Linked DNA regions of Homo sapiens: regions 2 and 3 are each linked to region 1. A link is an interaction called in ENCODE POLR2A ChIA-PET data of the cell type or tissue named here. Cell type or tissue: GM12878. All regions are shown on one strand. Links, peaks and the distances in the headings refer to the core of each region. The heading gives the core; the rest is flanking DNA.

Region 1 (6,641 bases), core at 551-5,550:
CTTGAATCTCAGACCTCTAGAAAGAAACTTTGGGTGCTATACTGATTCAATTGTATCCTTTTCATTACACTTTTATAATATATATTATTAAAAATATAGGCCAGGTGCAGTGGCTCATGCCTATAATCCCAGCACTTTGGGAGGCCAAGGCAGGAGGATCACTTGAGCCCAGGAGTTCAAGACCAACCTGGGCAATATAGTGAGAACTTGTCTCTATAGAAAGTTAAAAAAAAAAAAATTAGCCAGGATTTTTAGTGGGATGATTGCTTGAGCCCATTAAAAAAAAATTAAAGCTGTTAAAATAATGTTATATATATCATACATATATTCTTTTTTATGCTTCTTTTTTGTTTTCTTATTTTTACTTTTCTCCTCAAATTCCATTTACATATATATATATAGACAGGGTCTCACTCTGTTGTCAGGTTGGAGTGCCACCATGCCCAGCTAATTTTTTATTTTATTTTTATAGACATGGGATTTTGCCATGTTGCCCAGGCTGGTCTCGAACTTCTGGGCTCAAGCAATCCTCCTACCTCAGCCACTCAAAGTGCCAGTATTACAGTCATGAGTCACTGTGCCTAGCCTAAGTATTTTAAGATGTTATCATTTCATTGACAAGCCCACAAACAATATATCAACTATTTTTTTCTTTGGCTCCATTCGTGTATGTGTGAATTTGTGTGTTTATGCTGGGAAGTCCTGGGAAAGTTCCATTTAGTGGAAAACATGCCCAGAGGAGTTGTTCTACCCAAAGGGGAGAAAGTTGAGATAATAATCCACTGATTTATTGGTTGAGGGTTGCTCCTAAAGGTGTCGTTAACTCCCTGGCATTTGGAACTACCCTGAAGCAGATGAACACCTATGTAGACAAAGCCTTTATGTGGAAAGTTGCAGATGCTTTCACTAGGAAGCCATTAGCAGGAATGGCAAGTGCAAGGGACTGTGTCAAGGCATGACAGCATCTGCTACAGAATGTGACATTTAAAGCCGGGTGTGGTGGCTCATGCCTATAATCCCAGCATTTTGGGAGGCTGATGCAGGCAGACCACTCGAGGTCAGGAGTTTGAGACCAGCCTGGCCAACATGGTGAAAAACCCCGTCTCTACTAAAAAAAAAAAAAAAAAAAAATACAAAAAAAAAATTAGCTGGGCGTGGTGGTGCGCGCCTGTAATCCCAGCTACTTGGAGGCTGAGGTGTGAGAATTGCTTGAACTCAGGAGGCAGAGGTTGCAGTGAACAGAGATCGCACCACTGCACTCCAGCCTGTCAAGAGAGTGAAACTCTGTCTCAAAAAAGGGCCGGGCGTGGTGATTCACGCCTGTAATCCCAGCACTTTGGGAGGCCGAGGCAGGCGGATCACGAGGTCAGGTGATTGAGACCAGCCTGGCCAAGAGACCAGCCTGGCCAATATAGTGAAACCCCATCTCTACTACAAATACAAAAGTTTGCTGGGTGTGGTGGCACGTGCCTGTAATCCCAGCTACTTGGAAGGCTGAGGCAGGAGAATCGCTTGAAGCTGGGAGGCGGAGGTTGCAGTGAGCCAAGATTGTACCATTGCACTCCAGCCTGGGAGACACAGCGAGACTCCGACTCAAAAAAAAAAAAGAAAAGAAAAAAGTGACATTTAAGCAAGGACTTAGGAAAGTGAATCATGTGGACATGTAGGGAAAGAATGTTTTAGGCAGAGGAAACAGCCATTGCAAAGGCCTGGAAGCAGGAGCTGTCTGTCTGGCATGTTGGGAGGAAAAGTAAGGAAGCCCATGTGGCTGGAGTAGAGTGAGCAAGGGGACAGTAGATGAGACAAGAGTAGAGAAATCATAGAAGTCACGATTATATAGGATCTTGTGGGATGTTTTAAGGACTTGGGTTTCACTCTGAGCAAAATAGGAAACCATTAAAAATTTGAGAAGAGGTGTAATGTGATCTAACATATTTCAGAAGGTCAACCAGGGCTAGACCTGGTGGCTTGTAATCCTACCTACTCTGGAGGCTGACATGGGAGGATTGTTTTAACCCAGGAGTTCGAGGATGCAGTGAGCTAGGATCATGCCACTGCTCTCCAGCATGAGGAAAAAAAAAAAAAAAAAGGTTCAGCCAGGCTGCTGTTCTGGAAATAGAGAGCAAAAGGAGAAGCCAGGAGACAGGAAGCTGTTGCAATATCCAGGCAAGAAGTGGTGAGAAATGGTCAGATTTTGAATATAGGAGGAAGGTAAAGCCTACTGAATTTCTGGATAGATTCAGTGTGAGGTCTGAGAGAAGAGAGGAATGAAGTACAAAACTAAGGATTTTAGCCTGAGCAATTAGGCTAAGGAAGGTTATGGGTAAAGTATGTTTAGGGAGACAATTAGACATTCGGTTTTCTAGCTCACCTCTTCACCAGTGATGAAGCCTTCAGGGTGCCATCTTTATTCAGGCAGTCCCATTTCCAGCTTCCTATATGGCATGAACTGACGTCTTATTTCTCATACTTATGTGGACATTTAACCTTCAAAAGTAACAATCCGCTCACATACCTTCTCCTAGTCCCTAGAAGACATAGCCAGTTCACACGCTGACCACTCAGGTTTTCAGTTCCTCCTTTATGTTCAGCTCCTGACAGTTCCCTTTCTTGCTTGCAAATCTTACTTTGTACAGTCGTCCCTTGGTATACATGTGGGATTGGCTCCAGGGCCCCTTCCATATGCCAAAATCCACACATAAGTCCTGCACTCAGTCCTGCGGAACCTGCACATACAAAAAGTTGACTCTCCACATATGCAGATTTTGCATCCCTTGAATACTGTATTTTCAATCCACCTTTGGTTGAAAAAATCCCATGTATAAGTAGACTTGTGCATTTCAAACCCGTGTTGTTCAAGGGTCAACTGTATTTCTTTTCTCTTTTTCTTTTTTTTTGAGACAGAATCTCTGTTCCCCAGGCTGGAGTGCGGCAGCATGATCTCAGCTCACTGCAGCCTTCGCCTCCCAGGTTCAAGCAATTCTTGTGTCTCAGCCTCCCAAGTAGCTGGGATTACAGGTGTGCACCACCACACCCGGCTAATTTTTGTATTTTTAGTAGAGACAGGTTTTTGCCATGTTTGCCAGGCTGGTCTCAAACTCCTGGCCTCAAGTGATCTACCTGCCTCAGCCTCCCAAAGTGCTGGGATTACAGGCATGAACCACCACATGTGGCCTCAAGGGTCAACTGTATTTAAAAGAATGTTATATTTTAGTCAGCACCTCTATTTGTAGCAGGAATGTTTTCAGATTATCTCACCTGTCACATTGTTGCAACTGGAAGTCCCTCCAGGGGTGACTTGGCTGGCAAATTAACTCAGCAGGAACTATTTTCTGGAATGACAGACCCATCTGAATGAACACAACACCCCTACCTTCCTGCCATACTGGAAGCATCGACTCCTGGAAGCATCAGTCAGGGGAAGAGAAAGGAGCTGGAGGAGGGAGAGGGCAGAGCCCCCAAGGCAATCCTATCACTTTCTTCAACAAAATCCATGTCCATCTGCTGATGGGCTGAAGAGCAGAATCACAGGGTTTTTGATTGGATAGATACTATCCAGTTCAACCTTCAACCAGGTGCAACCTCCTTGCCAGACAGCCTACTGCTGCAGGGCCCTCACTAATGACTTCATGCCAGGACTGCTCTCATTTTAAGCCTCTTCTTATTTTGAGATAACAATCTTAGCCAGGAGAGGTGGCTCACACCTGTAATCCCTTGGCACTTTGGGAGGCTGAGGTGGGAGGATCGTTTGAGCCCAGAAGTTTCAAGACCATTCTGGACAACATAGTGAGACTCCATCTCCAGAAAAAATTTAAAAAACTAGCCAGGCATGGTGGTGCGCACCTGTAGTCCCAGCTACTCAGGAGGCTGGGGTGGGAGGATTGAGCCCAGGAGGTTGAGGCTGCAAGGAGCTGTGATGGCACCACTGCACTCCAGCCTGGATGACAGAGTGACACCCTGTCTCAAAAACAACAACAATAACAACAAAACCTTTGGGAAAAATGTTTGCTACTCATTCAGCCCACATCCACATCCTCTTGCTTTCCCTTCTACCTGGCAGCCCCTCATGGCCTCTGTCACATTTCTCTTCCTCTTCAGGTAAGCAGACCTAGTTCCTTCCATCTTTCCTCATACAAAGTGGTCCCAGAGCTAGATATCACCCATCAGAAGTGATGTATTTTTCTCTCACAGCTTCCCATGACAGGACTGCCAGGTGAGCAGAACCTCCTCTCCCACTGTTGGAAGAATAACAGAAACCTCAAGGCCCTGATGAGGGTGTCAGACGGGGGAGCACCCACAGAGTGTCAGGCCAAGGCCTTGACCCATAAGAACAGAAGAGGGGGTGAGATACAATTCCAAGGAAGCACTGAAACTTTTCGCTCAGTGGAGACTTGGTTTACCAACCCAGGGGCGTATCAGTCAGCCTGGAAGGCCCCAGAGGGCCTGAGTTTGTTCTCTGAGCAAAGTAATGAACTCTTTCCCTTTGGTGCCACCACCAAGGGCCCAAGCTGCAGCCTGGTAACTTGATAGAGAGTGATATCTTCTCTCTTCCCTGCTCAGCCTTGACAGTGATCCCAGTTCCTATTCAGGGTAAATCGTTCACTTTCACTTCTGCTCAGTGCAGCCTACACGGAGAGAGAAAGCGGGGAGGGGAGGCACCCTGGTGCCTGGTGGCCGTGCATGCTGCGTAGGGAAGGCCGTGGTGTTCTGGAAACATGCAGAGGACATGTCTCCCAGAAGCTGCTCATTTATTCCCTGGTACATGGAGCCAGCTCTGCCTCATCCCTTTCTGGTCTCTGTGGCTAGACCTTATCCTCCCCTGGTTGCCAAATGAAGGAGGGCCTCCTCCTGTCTTCTTCACTGGCTCAGAAACACAGAAAAGATGTCTTGAGAGAACTTAGGGTCTGAGGGAGCTGTGAGAAGCAGAGCTCCTCAGACCGAGCTCACCACCCCCACCCTAGGATGTCTATCCAGGAAAGGGGCTGACCAGTGTGACAAAGGCCTGCCAGGAGGAGCCTGGCTGAGCTACTTTTCTGCCTTCCTACTTGAGACTCAGTTCTGACCTCACACATACATAGAGAATATGTCCTTTCAGACAGGAAATAAGACAAAGTTCTCAGATGAGCACTGAAAGTCCAAACTAGAAAGTTATTTTATCCTGTCCCTGCATATAAGACAGTGAATTAAAACCCAAAGTGCTCTGTGGAGATGAGCAAGGTTGTCCTTGGAGGATGCTCCTCCCAACATGCAGGCCAAATGTGTTCTCTGTGCTGGGTCCCAGCATTGGAGTAGAGGGGGCTGCAGCTCTGGGCAGGTGGTTGAGCAGCTCCACTACAGTAGGTGGGAGTTGCTGGTCTTGTCCTTTAAGGTACTGGCGATGAGGTTCTATTTTCTATGTGCCTGCTGGAGGCCCATCATGGTTTTCAAGTAATTATGCTGGACACAGAGGGAAGAGAAAACAGGAACTTATTAGGAGGGACAGACATAGCAGGGACTCAGACCAGGCCACTCACATTCACCCTATCATTCCTCCTGCAAACATCATGGGTTGTGGACAAGGATTCCTTCTGAGTAGCCCCAATTCTCTGAGAAATAACATCCATTCAAACTCTTTCATTCTTTTATCCTAAAGAAAGTGTGTAAAACTATTTTAAAACAGTCTGGCAGGCATATTTGAAAGGAGGCATATAGGTTTCAAGGGCATTCTTGGGAGTTTCTGATAGGGAATAGGTTCAGAAAGAAAAGAAGAGGGTTCTATCTCCAGAGGAGTTAGGGGCCAGGTATTCAGAAGGGCCCTCTCTTTGCCACTGCAATCAATCAGATGTTCACAAATTATACCTTTTTAATGCATCACTAGGCTCTTAGAAAGCAGGTGAAAACTGTAGGCTGAAACAGAAACAGTGGGCTGTAAGCCAGCAAACGCTAAAACTAGCTTGGAACATGGAATCTTAGGTTCCCCACAAAGTAGGAGTCTGAATTGAAGCTCCCATATTAAACTGGAATTCTTGAAGAGGGTTAAAATGGTCCTGGGTTGGTAATGCCCCATGGGTAACTGCAGAAAGCAAGTGCAAACCTTTTCAGGGGGAAAATAATTTCTATTTATGTGTTCAGGTCTCCTTGAGCTTAAGTTCAATCAAACACAAGGTCACGATTTCAATACACACACAAACACACACACATACACACGCCACTGTCAAGCCACCATGAGACTCAGTAAAACAGGAAACAGATTTTGACCATGAAAAATCTGATCTATATGTTTCCTATATAAAAGTATATATTTAAATAACTAAAACATAGAATTGAAAGAACATGGAATGGTTCGAGTATAACATTTGCATAAAAAGTCTGTGCATGGGCATATCTTAAACATTAAAAATGGCCAACACAGAGAATTATAGAGATTGGGGAATGAGAGAATAGAATTTTGACCTGTAGAAATACAGGACTCCTCTGCTTAATGATTTAGAATTTTTTTTTTTTTTGAGATGGAGTCTCGCTCTGTCACCCAGGCCGGAGTACAGTGGCGCAATCTCGGCTCACTACAACCTCTGCCTCCCGGGTTCAAGCGATTCTCCTGCCTCAGCCTCCTGAGTAGCTGTGATTACACGTGTGCACCACCATCCCCGGCTAGTTTTTGT
Region 2 (6,641 bases), core at 790-5,789, 87 kb after region 1:
GCCAGGCAGAGACGCTCCTCACTTCCCAGACGGGTTGGCGGCCGGGCAGAGGCTGCAATCTCGGCACTTTGGGAGGCCAAGGCAGGCGGCTGGGAGGTGGAGGTTGTAGCTAGCCGAGATCACGCCACTGCACTCCAGCCTGGGCAACATTGAGCACTGAGTGAACGAGACTCCATCTGCAATCCCGGCACCTCGGGAGGCCGAGGCTGGCGGATCACTCGCGGTTAGGAGCTGGAGACCAGCCCGGCCAACACAGCGAAACCCCGTCTCCACCAAAAAAATAACGAAAACCAGTCAGGCGTGGCAGCGCGCGCCTGCACTGGGCAGGCTGAGGCAGGAGAATCAGGCAGGGAGGTTGCAGTGAGCAGAGATGGCGGAGTACAGTCCAGCTTCGGCTCGGCATCAGAGGGAGACCGTGGGGAGAGGGAGGGGGAGGGGGAGGGGGAGGTTAACTGTTCTTAATGCCTTATGTATATTCATTGTGAGCTCCTGAAGGTAGGAACAGTAGTATCAAAATGTTTTCCATCAAAGAGAAATCTACTCTGGGTATATCTTTTACTTTCTTTGGGAACACCTGTCTCAGATTACTCCTAACTCAGATTTTGCCAGGCTGCTTTACTGTTTGAATGCTGAGCCCCACCTGCCTGTGGTAGGGAACAGAATTTGTGTTGAGCAGCCCTGTCTGAGGTAGCAGAGCTGGTGAGGGCCTTCTGATTCCATCCAGTCTCTATGCCACATTGCCTGTCTGGTGGACCTACACTCTTTTCTACCTCCAGACATCTTCCTGCTTCTCTTCTCATTTCCTTTCTGTGTACCTCCCTTCTGTGTCTTCTTTGCTGATAGATCCTCTACTAGGTGATCTTTAGATGTTGAAGTTCTTCAAGGCTGTCTTATAGCCTCTTTTCTTCACACTTCGAGTTCTCTCCCTGAATGATCTTTTTTCTGTCTTCACTGATTATTTCCAAAAGTGTTATTTGAGCCCAGACTTATCTCTGTATACCAGACTCTGTCATCCACTTTCTACATAGTCTCTGTTTAGATGCCTCCCAGGCACTCGGTGTCAGCTTGTCCAAAACTTTATTTGGTCATTTACTCCTGACTTTGTCCTTCTCTGTCGTTTCTGATCTAAGTATATGGCACCTCCACATGCCAGATCGCACCAGTAACCTGGAAGTCATCTTGACACCTCTTTTCCCTCACTCCCACATCTACTCAGTCACCAGGTCACAGCAGTTCTAAGGTCAGCATCTTTCCTGAGTCTGACTTCTTTTCTCCTTTCCCACTGCCACCATCCAGGCCGAGCTCAGCTCTTCTCTCTCTGGACCAGGCAGTGGTCTCATGGCTGGACTCCTAGCTGCCACTCCTGTCCCTCCAGTTCATACTCTATCTCCACAGAGTGGCCTGGTCAGCTTCGAATTTCTTCCTTAGTCCTGTTCCCTGGTTTCCTGATACTTTTTTTTTTTTTTGATCTGGAGTCTCGCTCTGTCGCCCAGGCTGGAATGCAGTGGCGCGATCTTGGCTCACTGCAAGCTCTGCCTCCTGGGTTCATGCCATTCTCCTGCCTCAGCCTCCTGAGTAGCTGGGACTACAGGCGCCCACCGCTTCGCCCGGCTAATTTTTTGTATTTTTAGTAGAGACGGGGTTTTACCATGTTAGCCAGGATGACCTCGATCTTCTGGCCTCTTGATACTTTTAAAGTAACATGTAGAATTCTTGAGTGTCCCATCTATTTAGTCAGCCTCACATCACATCACTTTGCTTTTCATAGCTGTTCTTGAATCATGGAAGCCACTGATCTCAAACATTTACCAAAGGAATAGTATGTTCATGATTTTAAAAACCAAGTATAGGCCAGGCGTGGTGGCTCACACCTGTAATCCCAGCACTTTGGGAGGCCAAGGTGGGCGGTTCATGAGGTCAGGAGATCAAGACCATTCTGGCTAACATAGTGAAACCCCGTCTCTACTAAAAATACAAAAAATTAGCCGAGCATGGTGGCAGGTGCCTGTAGTCCCAGCTACTCAGGAGACTGAGGCAGGAGAATCACTTGAACCCGAGAGGCGGAGATTGCAGTGAGCCGAGATTGCGCCACTGCACTCCAGCCTGGTGACAGAGCAAGACTCTGTCTCAAAACAAACAAACAAACAAAACAAGTATAGTAGAGTTACAACATATGAACATATAAGTTATCTGTTGACTGGTAGACCTAATCTTCTTCCCCCTTGTGTAACTCCATCACTTCTTTTAATTTACCAAACAAAGCTGTTGACAGGTGTTAAAGTTTCAGGGCCATAATAATAAAAAATAATATAGAGGCAAGCAGGAGTACTGCATTTTCAGTCTTCAGAGTGTATTATGCAGAGCCCTGCTCAGGAAGAATTCTGTATCCACTCTTTGTAGAAGCCAAGGGGCATGAATGCTGAGTCTTTGCTAGTTTTAGTGGAAGTGGTTTAGTCTTTCTCATTTGAATTGATCTTTTTTTCTTAGAAGCAAATTCGGAGGTGTTGTACATATCTAGGAAGTCCCATGATTGCCCCAAATTTGCTTCGTAGATGCTATTCATTGCAAATAATTCCACAGTGGTAGTATGGGCAGGGGCACTGTTTGTTGAATACACAAGGAGATCTCATGTCCTGATCTAGCCTCAGCAGCTTCCATGTGTATTCATGGGTATAGCTATTTTAGTGTAGAGTGTTTTGTGTATACCATAGATTCATTTCTTTTTTTCTGTCCTATCTTGGACTTTGAACCTAACTCTAATACTTTAAATCTACTGTCTGATTCCATTTCATTGATAATATTTTATAAGAAGTATATTTTTAGAGGTGGGTATGTAGCAAAATGTGACTAAAGGTAGAGATGTATGCTAAATAGCCTTAAGTTTTCTAACCAACCAGTTATGTGTTTCTTACAGATGAATTTTTTTGAAAAAATTGTGTGGCACCAGTTCACATGTCTTTGCCACCTTAGGAGTGGGGAAGAGGGGAGATTTGAGGTAATTGCAGATCAGTGGAGAAAGTGGCCTTTGCATGGGCCTGTGTAATTCTAGATATTAATTATAGGGAACCCACTTACCCTCTTATATAAGCTATAGTTTATGTTACATTTATTGGTAAGAAAATAATATTTTTATCTCCCATTCGCTTTGTGCTCCCTCCGCCCCCTGAGAGGCTAGGTTTCATTATGTTGCCCACGCTGGCCTCAAACTCCTAGTAGCTGAGATCCAAGGCATGTGCCACCATGCTTAGTTTAGTCCTTTTTTTAAATGGATGTTTTATTTTGAGATAATTGTAGAATCACATGCAGTGGTAAGATAATTCAGTGAAATCACACATACCTTTTAATTTTTTTTTTTTTTTTTTTTTTGAGATGGAGTCTCGCTCTGTCGCCCAGGCTGGAGTGCAGTGGCGCAATCTCGGCTCACTGTAGGCTCCGCCTCCCAGGTTCACGCCATTCTCCTGCCTCAGCCTCCTGAGTAGCTGGGACTACAGGCGCCTGCCACCATGCCCAGCTAATTTTTTGTATTTTTAGTAGAGACAGCGTTTCACTGTGTTAGCCAGGATGGTCTCGATCTTCCGACCTTGTGATCCGCCCGTCTCGGCCTCCCAAAGTGCTGGGATTACAGGCGTGAGCCACCGTGCCCGGCCTAATTTTTTTTTTTTTTTTTTTTAATAGAGAAAGGGTCTCACTTTGCTGCCCAGGCTGGAATGCAGTGGTGTGATTATAACTTCCTGTAACCCCCAACTCTCAGGCTCAAGCAATCCTCCTGTGTCAGCTGCCTAAGTAGCTGGGACTACAGACGCATACCACTGCACCCAGCTAATTCATTTTATTTTATTTTTTGTAAACACATGGTCTTGCCATATTGCCCAGACTGGTCTGAAACTTCTGGACCCAGGCAGTCCTCCTACCTCAGCCTCCCAAAGTGCTAGGATTACAGGCATGAACCACCATGCCCACAACTTTTTCCTTTTGCCCAGTTTCTCCCAGTGGTAATATCTTGCAAAACTATTAAGCCAGAGGAACTGAAAGTACAATATTGCAACTAGAATATTCAGTTGCAATCTTATTCAGATTTCTTCAGTTTTACTTTTATTCATTCTGTGTATATGTATATTTAATTCTATGTAGTTTTATCATGTGTAGGTTTTTTATTTATAATTTTTTTCTCAATTGACTGAGAACTCAAGCTGAGAGAAGGTATGCTATTTATTAGGTCCCTCTCCAATTCCACCAGTAACAACCTAAGCATAATTCCTTCTCTTCACATAATAGCTACCTGACATTGGGTGAGCTACTTAACTTCCAAATCTTGGTTTTCTCATCTATAGAACATGATTCACAGTAGCTGCCTACTGCAGAGGGTTGCTGTGAGGACTGAAATGAGAAAATGTGCAGAATGGGTACCTGGCATAGTCAGTGGCATACAAAAGGAGCTCAATAAATGATCATCTCTTTTTTTAAAAAATGACATTTTATTTTATTTTATTTTTCGAGACATTCTCTTGCTCTGTTGCCCAGGCTGGAGTGCAGTGACAATTATAGCTCACTGCAACCTTGAACTCCTGGACTCAAACCATCTTCCCAAGCATGCACCACCATGCCTGGCTAGTTTTTTGTAGAGATGAGGTCTTGCTGTGTTGCCCAGGCTGGTCTTAAAAATCCCTGCCTCAAGAAACCTTCCCACCTTAGCATCCCAAAGAGCTAGGATTAAAGGCATAAACCACTGTGCCCAGCAAAAAATGAGACATGTAAAAACTGAGATTACAAATGAGAGTGTTTGGGTTTTTAAAAGCTTTTCACAAAAATGTAGTATCACAGGATTGTAGAATTGGAAGGCCTCTAAGTAGTCACTTAATAGTTTTGAAACCAGTCCAGGACCCCGCTAAGTGTTCTTAGCTCTTATTCTTACGCTTATTTGTTTTTTGTCTTTTTTTTTTTCTTCCTTTTTGTGAAGAACGGAGTCTCGCTATATTGCCCATGCAGGTCTCGAACTCCTGGGCTCAAGCTATCCTCCCACCTCTGCCTCCCTGAGAGCTCGGATTACAGGCATGAGCCACCGCGCCCTGCACTTAGCTCTTATTCTTTATGATAAAAGAAAATCTGCCTTCCTGTAATTTTCTAGATCTGCCCTAATCCATGTGATAGCCCTTCTAGGATTTGACAACAACTATCAGGTTCCTCCTAAATTACCTTTTCCAGACTATCCTTTAGCTATTCCTTATAAGATGTAGCTTTCAGACTCTTGCCCATCTTGGTCTTCCTCATCTAGACAAGGTCCAATTTGTTGTTCCCCTTAGCTGAATACAGAACTCAAATGTAATCAGGCTAACATATCCCAAGATAGGCCTATCTTCTCTGTAGCTGGTTTTTTTTTGAAACCAGGTCACTCTGTTGGTGCACATACAGCTTGTTCTTTTGTCTTCTGTTTATTTTCTAGATGAAAAATAAATGCACAGCAGTTAAACACAGCCAGTTGAACACATACTTAACTTTCATTCCCCTCCATAACCCCATTAAAATAGTAGTAAGAGGGGAAAGACATATCAGCAAATGAGAAATCAATGGAATATTAAAGCCAGAGAGCATGTGTGGAAGACTTAGTGGGCCAGAGGAACTGAAAGTGCCTCCCGGGGGAGAAACTGAGAAGGAAGAGGATTTCTAGTGTAGAACCCTGGAATTGTTCCAGAATTGGAGACACCAAATACTGAAAACAGGAAGATTACTTGGAAGTCTGTATGAAAGGCAATTAGATGCCTGCACCCCCTCCCCCACTCTCTCAGGAGATAGGAAGTTTAGTCTTAGATACTGAACCAGAGGCTCCGAATCAGGCACACCAAGCATAGGAGAAAGGGTGCAATATGGAACAAAACTGAAAAGAAGGGCTTTAAGATAAGAGTTATCAGTAGTGCATGGTAGAACCATCCACCTCTTAGACCCAGTTTCCAGAATATCTGTAGGCCGACAGATATTTCCCTGCAAGAGACTGGAAGATCGTGCTCTGATAAAATTAACTCCAGAGAAAAAGTCCTGAAGATACTGAATACTTCTAGGGGTCCTCAATCAAATGGCCGATTCTTGCCTGATCACCCTAATGTGAAGCCCACAAATCAACAAGCCTACCCCCTAGCCAAGTGTCACCAGACATTTAAAGAAAACCTCTAACATAGAAGACAGAGATCAAAACAATTGGAAGAGAAAATATCTCAGGAAACAGTAAAAGCAGAGAGATAAAGAAGAAAAAAAGTTGTAACTATATACTGTCTCAGGAGAGATTTGAGAAAATATTGCATTCATGAAAGATGAACAGGATTCTTTTAAAAAGGAAGCTTTTGAAAACAAGAACTCTAGGAAATTAAAAATATGATAGCCAGTATAAAAACCTACAACACAGAAAGATTGTAAGATAGGGTTGAAGAAGTTTCCTCACTGATAGACCAAATGAAAGAGATGGAAAGTGAGGAAGAACAATAAGAAAATTAGAGGATTATTCCAAGAAATCTAACACCTGACTAATAGAAATTTCTGAGGAGAAAAAATTACAATAGGAGGGAGGAAATTATCAAGGATTAAATGGTGTAAAGAGATTTTTCCAGAACTGAAATAATGTCTGTAGATTGATACAGCACAATAAAAGAAAA
Region 3 (6,641 bases), core at 515-5,514, 120 kb after region 1:
ACAAAGAAACACTTGAAAGAAACTGGAAAGAAAAATAATTTTTTTATGTGAACAAATTTTGCAAGAAGAAAAAAGCATAAAAGACACTAACGGCAAATCTATGTTTAAATGGAAAATCGTCTAACTGGAGAAGGGCGGTATCCACCCCACATTCGGATCCCAGGGTCCTGAGGCCTCGCATTGAGCTGGGGGTTCCCTCTGAGCCCCAGTGTGTGTGGAATCAGTGCACTCTTGACTGGGCCTGTAGTAAGGTGCTCATGGGGTTTGTCTTCTCACCCACCATCAGAGGACTTTTAAAATCATAGGCGTAGAGAGTTAGGCTATCTGCTGAATTACTGCCACTCTTCTTGGTGGGGGCTCCTAGCTGTGGCTGGGGGCTCCAGGCGCCCCTGTGATTACCTCCTACTGCCACCATGGCGCTCATTCAGATTCCCCACTCTCACTAACATTGCTTCCTTTTTTGACCAGCAGGAAACAGCAGGTCTGGCCAGATTCTCACTTGCCCATCAATCTCGTTCTTGGATGATTTCCCTCATTGTGATGCTTCTGGGGCACGTTGACCATATGCACCTCTAGAACCTAACCAGGGCTTCCTTCTACCAGCTGTGGGCGGGCTTGGTCTGGTAACCTTGTCTGCTCTGCCATTCCACTGCTCCTCCATCCACTCGCCAATCCCAAGAGTCTGGCCTCCCTCCAGCCCTGGGCAGACTGACCAGCAAGGTGGACCTTTACATTCAAGCACAGCTGGCTTTTATGACATAAAGAACTAAAGGCCGAAAGAATCTCTTGCTGCTGCAAAGAACAGATTTTATATTTCTTCCTCTAATCTTGGCAAATGACCTTTACCTTTTGGAAAGATTTCATATTGCTTCCTCCTCCCTGGATAGGACCTAATGTAGCACAGCGGGACTCAAAGAGGAGGACATTTTCTCTTGCCAGTGCACTGGGCAGTGGGGCTGTCCTTCAACTGCTGCTGCCAAAATTGGTTTTCTAAAATTCTTCCAGTAGAGACTAAAAGAAGATTCAATTCCTGTAACCCAAGACTGAGTCTTAGGGCTCCAGTCTCCACCTGCTTGGTTTCCTATCCTTTGCTGCCTGCCTGGGGTGGCCTGGAAGCCTGTTCAGAAAGGCACAATGTGGAGCCTGGGGTGTCTCCCCCACCCCAGGACCGTCAGGTTTACCAGTGTGTGCAATCGCCATGTATTCAGAGGGAAGTACCTTTGTTACCTACAACTTAGGAGCTAGGCCTCTGCTACAAGCACTTGAAAATGATATTTTTATTTTTAACGTCTCAACAATCTGATATCGGATGTCGTTTAACCTGGGCTCGTGGTAGGGCTCCAGCATTTCTCCCTCCTTCCTGGTTTGCCTGTAGGGGTAGACTCGGAAGGTGGGTGGGGTGTGCATTTCCTGTTAGGAGTGTATCAGTGCTTGTCTTATTATAAGCCCCTTTCTTTTGTGAATTTGAAGTAGCACCAACAAGCCTGGATTGTGAAGGTATTAAGAATCGGTCTGTGGGCTACTGAGTGGGTCCTTAGGATACTGGCCCAGATTTTGCCACTGGGTATGGCAGATCATTTTCTACCATGGCCTGCTGCTCTTGTAGTGGACTTCCTGAGTCCAATCCCACCTCCTGGTGTAGAATTTACACTGCTGCACCTGAGGTCGATGTTTCAAAGTAAGATCAAGCCAGTGTTTTGATCTGGGCTCTGAGCACAAGTCAGGAAACACCAACATATTCACACTCTCCCAGTAGGTTCCTCAGTCCGATGGTGAATGGCTATTCGTAAATGGCTGGTCTGGCTCTTTGGTGTTGGAGCCTTTCCAATAGCCCCATGAAAAGAAGCATCACCCAAGGATATTGTAAAAAGGATGTAACAAGGAGATAGGGTAGACATTGTACTCAGTGGGCCTTGGGGCCTAGCCCAGCTCTGAGCAGAGGACTGTGGCATTCACTGTCCTTGAGTGTTTCACCTTCTTGGATAACACACGGGCCTTCTCTTCTGGATTTCATCAGAGATTACAGCCAGATGGGGGCTGAAGACCATCCTCTTGACCACAGAGGTGTGACTGTGGGAATTCCTCCCAATTTATGGTTTCCCAGAAAATCTTAGTTCCTTTTATTTATAGAATGCATGTCTTTTGTGTTAAGAAACCAAAGAGAAATAAAGAGAACACTCCTAATAGCTCTTGTCCTTTCTTGGTTTATTTCTCAGATATTAGAAGTACATGTTTGTTTTTTAATTGTGATTCACTGAAAAAAATATATTGGACAAAATGGGAATATTTCTGTGAATATAAGGGAAAAGCCAGATGTACAGCAAAAGTAGTCTTTGGAGAGATTTATTTTATGAGAGTCACTTCTGGTGAAAAATATGCAAAGACTTCATTTGCACTTTGGGACTGCATATTGGTGCCTGTCCTGATCGCCCCTACTCTCGGATTTCCCCTTTTCTCCATTCACTGCCCTAAAACTCCAGAGTTTCCCAGTGGAATGTGGCTGCCTGTTGACTGCCTGGAATCAGCATCTCCAGCTCCTTTTTTATGCTCTAGGCGAGAGGTGCTTTAACTTTGGTGCACATAAAAGTCACTGGAAAATGTTTAAACCACAGATCCGTTCCTAAGTCCCTCTCTAGAGACAGGTTCCCTAGGGCTGGGGTGCAGCTCAGCATTCTGGCGTGAGCAAGTTTCCTTGGTGATTTGCATGCTCTTCAGTGTGAGAACTATACTCCCATCTTCAGTTTCACTTCCCCAAATACAGCCGCATTCCAGATCTGCTCTTCCAAGATTACACTGTGGTTAGTGTGGTTTTGCCTGTTGGGAAACTCTTCAGTCACACTTTTCCAAAAGTCAGCTTGTGATCAATCTTGTCCATTGGACTCCTGGATGGCAACTTAATTTTTTTAAGTTTTTGGAAGGCATATCACTCCCACACACACCCCACCAGGACATGTCTTACATATAAACACTCTTATCAGTTGAATCTCACATGGTCCTCAGTAATCCCCACGGAGCAGGTAACATTTTAGCATAAGGAAACTGCCTCAGAATGGCCAAGTAATTGACCTGACTCCAGCTAACCAGTGGCATTGTGAGAAATTGAGACCAGATCTCCACACTCACAGTCCAGTCTGCCTAAGGACAGCAGTGTCTTCCACCTGTGAAGGGAGCAGCATTCCTCCCAACAGTCATAGACCTTGGAAAAGCAGACTGGGCAGCAAGGGGAAGAGTGAAGAAGCAGGTGCCTTCATGCTGAAAGAGATAGCCAGACTATCTGGGAACTCTGCCCTCTGGGAGAAAGGCCTGTTGCTTGTAAAGTAGTAGCAGCCCTTTCCATGTAATCTATGCCCCCTTGACCAGAGCCAAAGAGCCCCATAGGTGAAGAGTGGACTGCTAAGTCAAACTGGATTCATCTGCTTGACTTTCCATTTCTTTTTTCTTTCTTTCTTTGTTTTTGTTATTTGGACTCCTTTCCCCCTCATGACCAACAGCAGAGCCCACTCCATTTCACCCCAAAGTCCAGCACTGCTGCTTTTTATTGCTACTCACAATAACCTAACAGTACACAACATTGCTTACTGCAGCCTTGAACTCCTGGGCTCAAGCGATCCTCCCACCTCAGCCTCCTGAGTTGCTGAGACAGCAGGTATGCACCATCATGCCTGGCTATTTTTTTTATTTTTTGTAGAGAATCGGTCTCACTATGTTGCCTAGGCTGGTCTTGAATGCCTAGCTTCAAGCAATCCTCCCGCCTTGGCCTCCCTAAGTGTTGAGATTACAGGTGTGAGCCACCACGCCCAGCTTAGTTCTGCAGTTCATAAAACCTAAACTTCATAGCATGACATAGAATGTCACTGAGATACTGACACTTCCTCTCAGCTGCCCAGCAGCGGTCTTCAGGATCTCAGTTTAGATGTTACCTTCATGAAAACATCTCTGGTCAGCGTGGCACTCCTCCTCCATCTGCTGTGCTGGCCCTTGGCCATATTCTACCATGCAGTGACCTGTTTACCTGTTTTACCTGCTACGTGGTGAGCTCTGTGAGACTCTCCATTACTGTAGACACAACAATGGACATGAAGAAGAGGCTGAACAATAGCTTCTTGAAGAATTTAGGGACAATCAGGTATATCCACATTCAAATGTCACCTAATCATGCTTCCCTTGTCTTCCTCCTTTTTACGTCACTGATTTTTTAATAGTTTCATTGAGTCATAGTTTACATACCTTAAAGTTCATTCATTTTAAGTGTCCAACTCAATGACTTTTAGTAAATGTACAGAGCTGTGCAACCATTATCACCATCTTGTTTTAAAATATTTTCATCACTCAGTTAATCCCTTTTGCAGTTCCCCTTTTCACCTGCATCATCAGGCAACCACTATTTTATTTTGTCTCTATAGATTTTCCTATTCTGGACATTTCACATAAGTGGAATCATATAATATGTGGCCTTCTGTGTCTGGCTTCCTACTTTAGAATAATTTAGTTCATTCATATTGTAGAATGTACCAATAGTTCCTTTTATTGTTTTTAAGTTGTATTCCACTTATACCATATTTTGTTCATTCACCGATTGATAAATGTTTAGATTGTTTCCAATTTGGGGCTATTATGAATAATACGGCTATGAACATTCATTTATAAGTCTTTGTTAGACATATATTTTCATTCCTCTTGGGTAGATCCTAGGAGTGAAACTGCTGGGATCATATAGTAGGTTTAGGTTTAACTTTTTAAGAAATTGCCAAGCTTTTCCAAAGTGGCTGTCCCTCTTTACATTTCCACCAGCAATGTATAATGAATGGTTCAGGTTCCTCCACATTCTTGTCGGCACTTGGACTTTTCTGTTTTGTTGTAGCCATTCTAGTGGATGCAAAGTGGCATCTCATTATGGTTCATTTGCATTTCTCTGACAACTAATGATTTTGAGCATCTTCATGCGATTGTTAACCATTTGTATATCTTTAGTGAAATATCTATTCAATTATTGCCCATTTTTAAATTGGTTCACATGTCTTATTAATGAATTGTAAGAAAGTTTTACATATTCTGGATACAAATCCTTTATTTATCAAATATATTATTTGCAAATGTTTTATCCCAGTCTTAGCTTGTCTTTATTTTCATTTTCTTTCTTTCTCTCTCTCTCTTTTTTTTTTTTTTTTTTTTTTTTTTTTTTTTTGAGACAGTCTTACTCTGTCGCCAGGCTGGAGTGCAGTGGTGTGGTCTTGGCTCACTGCAACCTCCACCTCCCAGGTTCAAGCAATTCTCCTGCCTCAGCCTCCTGAGTAGTGGGACTACACGTGCCCGCCACCACGCCTGGCTAATTTTTGTATTTTTAGTAAAGACGGGGTTTCACCATGTTGGACAGGATGGTCTTGATCTCCTGACCTCGTGATCTGCCCTCCTCGGCCTCCCGAAGTGCTGGGATTACAGGCGTGAGCCACCACGCCCAGCCCTTTCTCTTTTTTTTTTTTTTACTCACCACTATACTAACAAGGGCTCTTTTCATTTTCTTAGTGGTGGTGGTTGAATTGTAAAAGTTTTTTACTTTGATGAAGTTTAGTTTATCAGTTGTTTCTTTTATGGATCATGCCTTTGGTGTCGTATCTTAAGAACTTTTTGAAGTCTTCTTGTTTTATTCTTACATGTAGGTATGTGATCCACTTTGTGTTCATTTTTGGGCATGGTGTAAGGGAAGAGTCTAAATTCATCTTTTCATGGACCGATTTCCATTTGTCCAAGCACCATTTGTTGTAGAGTATCTTTTCCCCATTGAATTGCTTTGATACCTTTGTCTAAATCAATTGGGCATAAATATAAGGGTTTATTTCTAAACTCTTAGTTCTGTTCCATTGATCTGTGCCTGTCCATGATTGTGTGTTATTGATGACTCTGGCTTTAAAGTATTTGTAAGTCATTAAATCAGGTAATGTAACACCTCCAACTTTGTTATTTTTCAAAATTCTTTTGACTTTTCTAGATACTTTGCATTCCCATGTCACTTTTATGATCAGATTGTCAGTTACTACAGAAAAGCCTTCTGAGGTTTTAAATATATATTGTGTTTAATTTACAGATCAAGTTGAGAATTGCCATCTTGACAATATGAAGTCTTCCAGTCTGTGAACATGGAGTTTGTGTCCATTTATTTAGATATTCCTTGATTTCTCTTAGCAATATTTTGTTATTTTCAGTATATACATCTTACACTCCTTTTGTTAAAATGTTCATATTACTTTGCTATTACGAATGGAATTGCTTGCTGAATTTTGTTTTCAGACTTTTTGGTGCTAGTATATAGAAATACCATTGATTTTTGTTTATTGATCTTATATCCTGTGACCTGTCTAAATTCAATCTGTTAGTTTTATCATTTTTTAAAAAAATGTCCGTGTGTGTCTTCCTTGAGATTTTCTACATTATCATGTCATCTGCAAATAAAGACATTTACTTCTTTCTTTCCAATCTGTATGCCTTTAATTTTTTCCTGTCTTATTGTACTGGCTAGAAATCTAGTACAGTGTTGAATGAAAGTGGCAAAAGTGGACATCCTTGCCTTGTTCTCAATCTTAGGGAGGAAAACCTTCAGTCCATCACTGTTCAAGTTGATGTTAACCTGTGGGTGTTTCATCTAT

The links. Peaks named below come from ENCODE experiments on the same cell type or tissue, not always from the same donor. Only the 100,000 strongest peaks of a DNase experiment are listed, where the experiment ranks them.
Region 2: POLR2A ChIA-PET joins it to region 1 with 7 read pairs; 6 of 35 experiments call an interaction of 5 or more read pairs at or near these places.
Region 3: POLR2A ChIA-PET joins it to region 1 with 6 read pairs; 4 of 35 experiments call an interaction of 5 or more read pairs at or near these places.

The regions. Positions count from the first base shown.
Region 1 is chr3:47,223,267-47,229,907 of GRCh38, forward strand. It overlaps KIF9 (kinesin family member 9), which reads right to left. Exons shown (of 21, transcript NM_182902.4): 21 at 4,732-5,436. The coding sequence ends at 5,386. The region is part of intron 2 of KIF9-AS1 (KIF9 antisense RNA 1); the gene reads left to right. Among named protein-coding and RNA genes, the nearest start is that of SNORD13J, 24 kb to the right of the region's middle. RefSeq lists an enhancer at 4,685-4,944. In GM12878, for the core only: no CTCF peak of the experiment used is centred there; DNase peaks (open chromatin) are centred at 2,545, 4,595 and 5,160; H3K4me3 peaks cover 939 bases; H3K27ac peaks cover 2,574 bases.
Region 2 is chr3:47,309,562-47,316,202 of GRCh38, forward strand. All of the region lies in intron 1 of KLHL18 (kelch like family member 18), which reads left to right. Among named protein-coding and RNA genes, the nearest start is that of KLHL18, 30 kb to the left of the region's middle. In GM12878, for the core only: no CTCF peak of the experiment used is centred there; no DNase peak of the experiment used is centred there.
Region 3 is chr3:47,344,631-47,351,271 of GRCh38, forward strand. KLHL18 (kelch like family member 18) reads left to right here. Exons shown (of 10, transcript NM_025010.5): 10 at 1-2,186. Among named protein-coding and RNA genes, the nearest start is that of PTPN23, 33 kb to the right of the region's middle. In GM12878, for the core only: no CTCF peak of the experiment used is centred there; a DNase peak (open chromatin) is centred at 2,761; H3K4me3 peaks cover 461 bases; H3K27ac peaks cover 1,840 bases.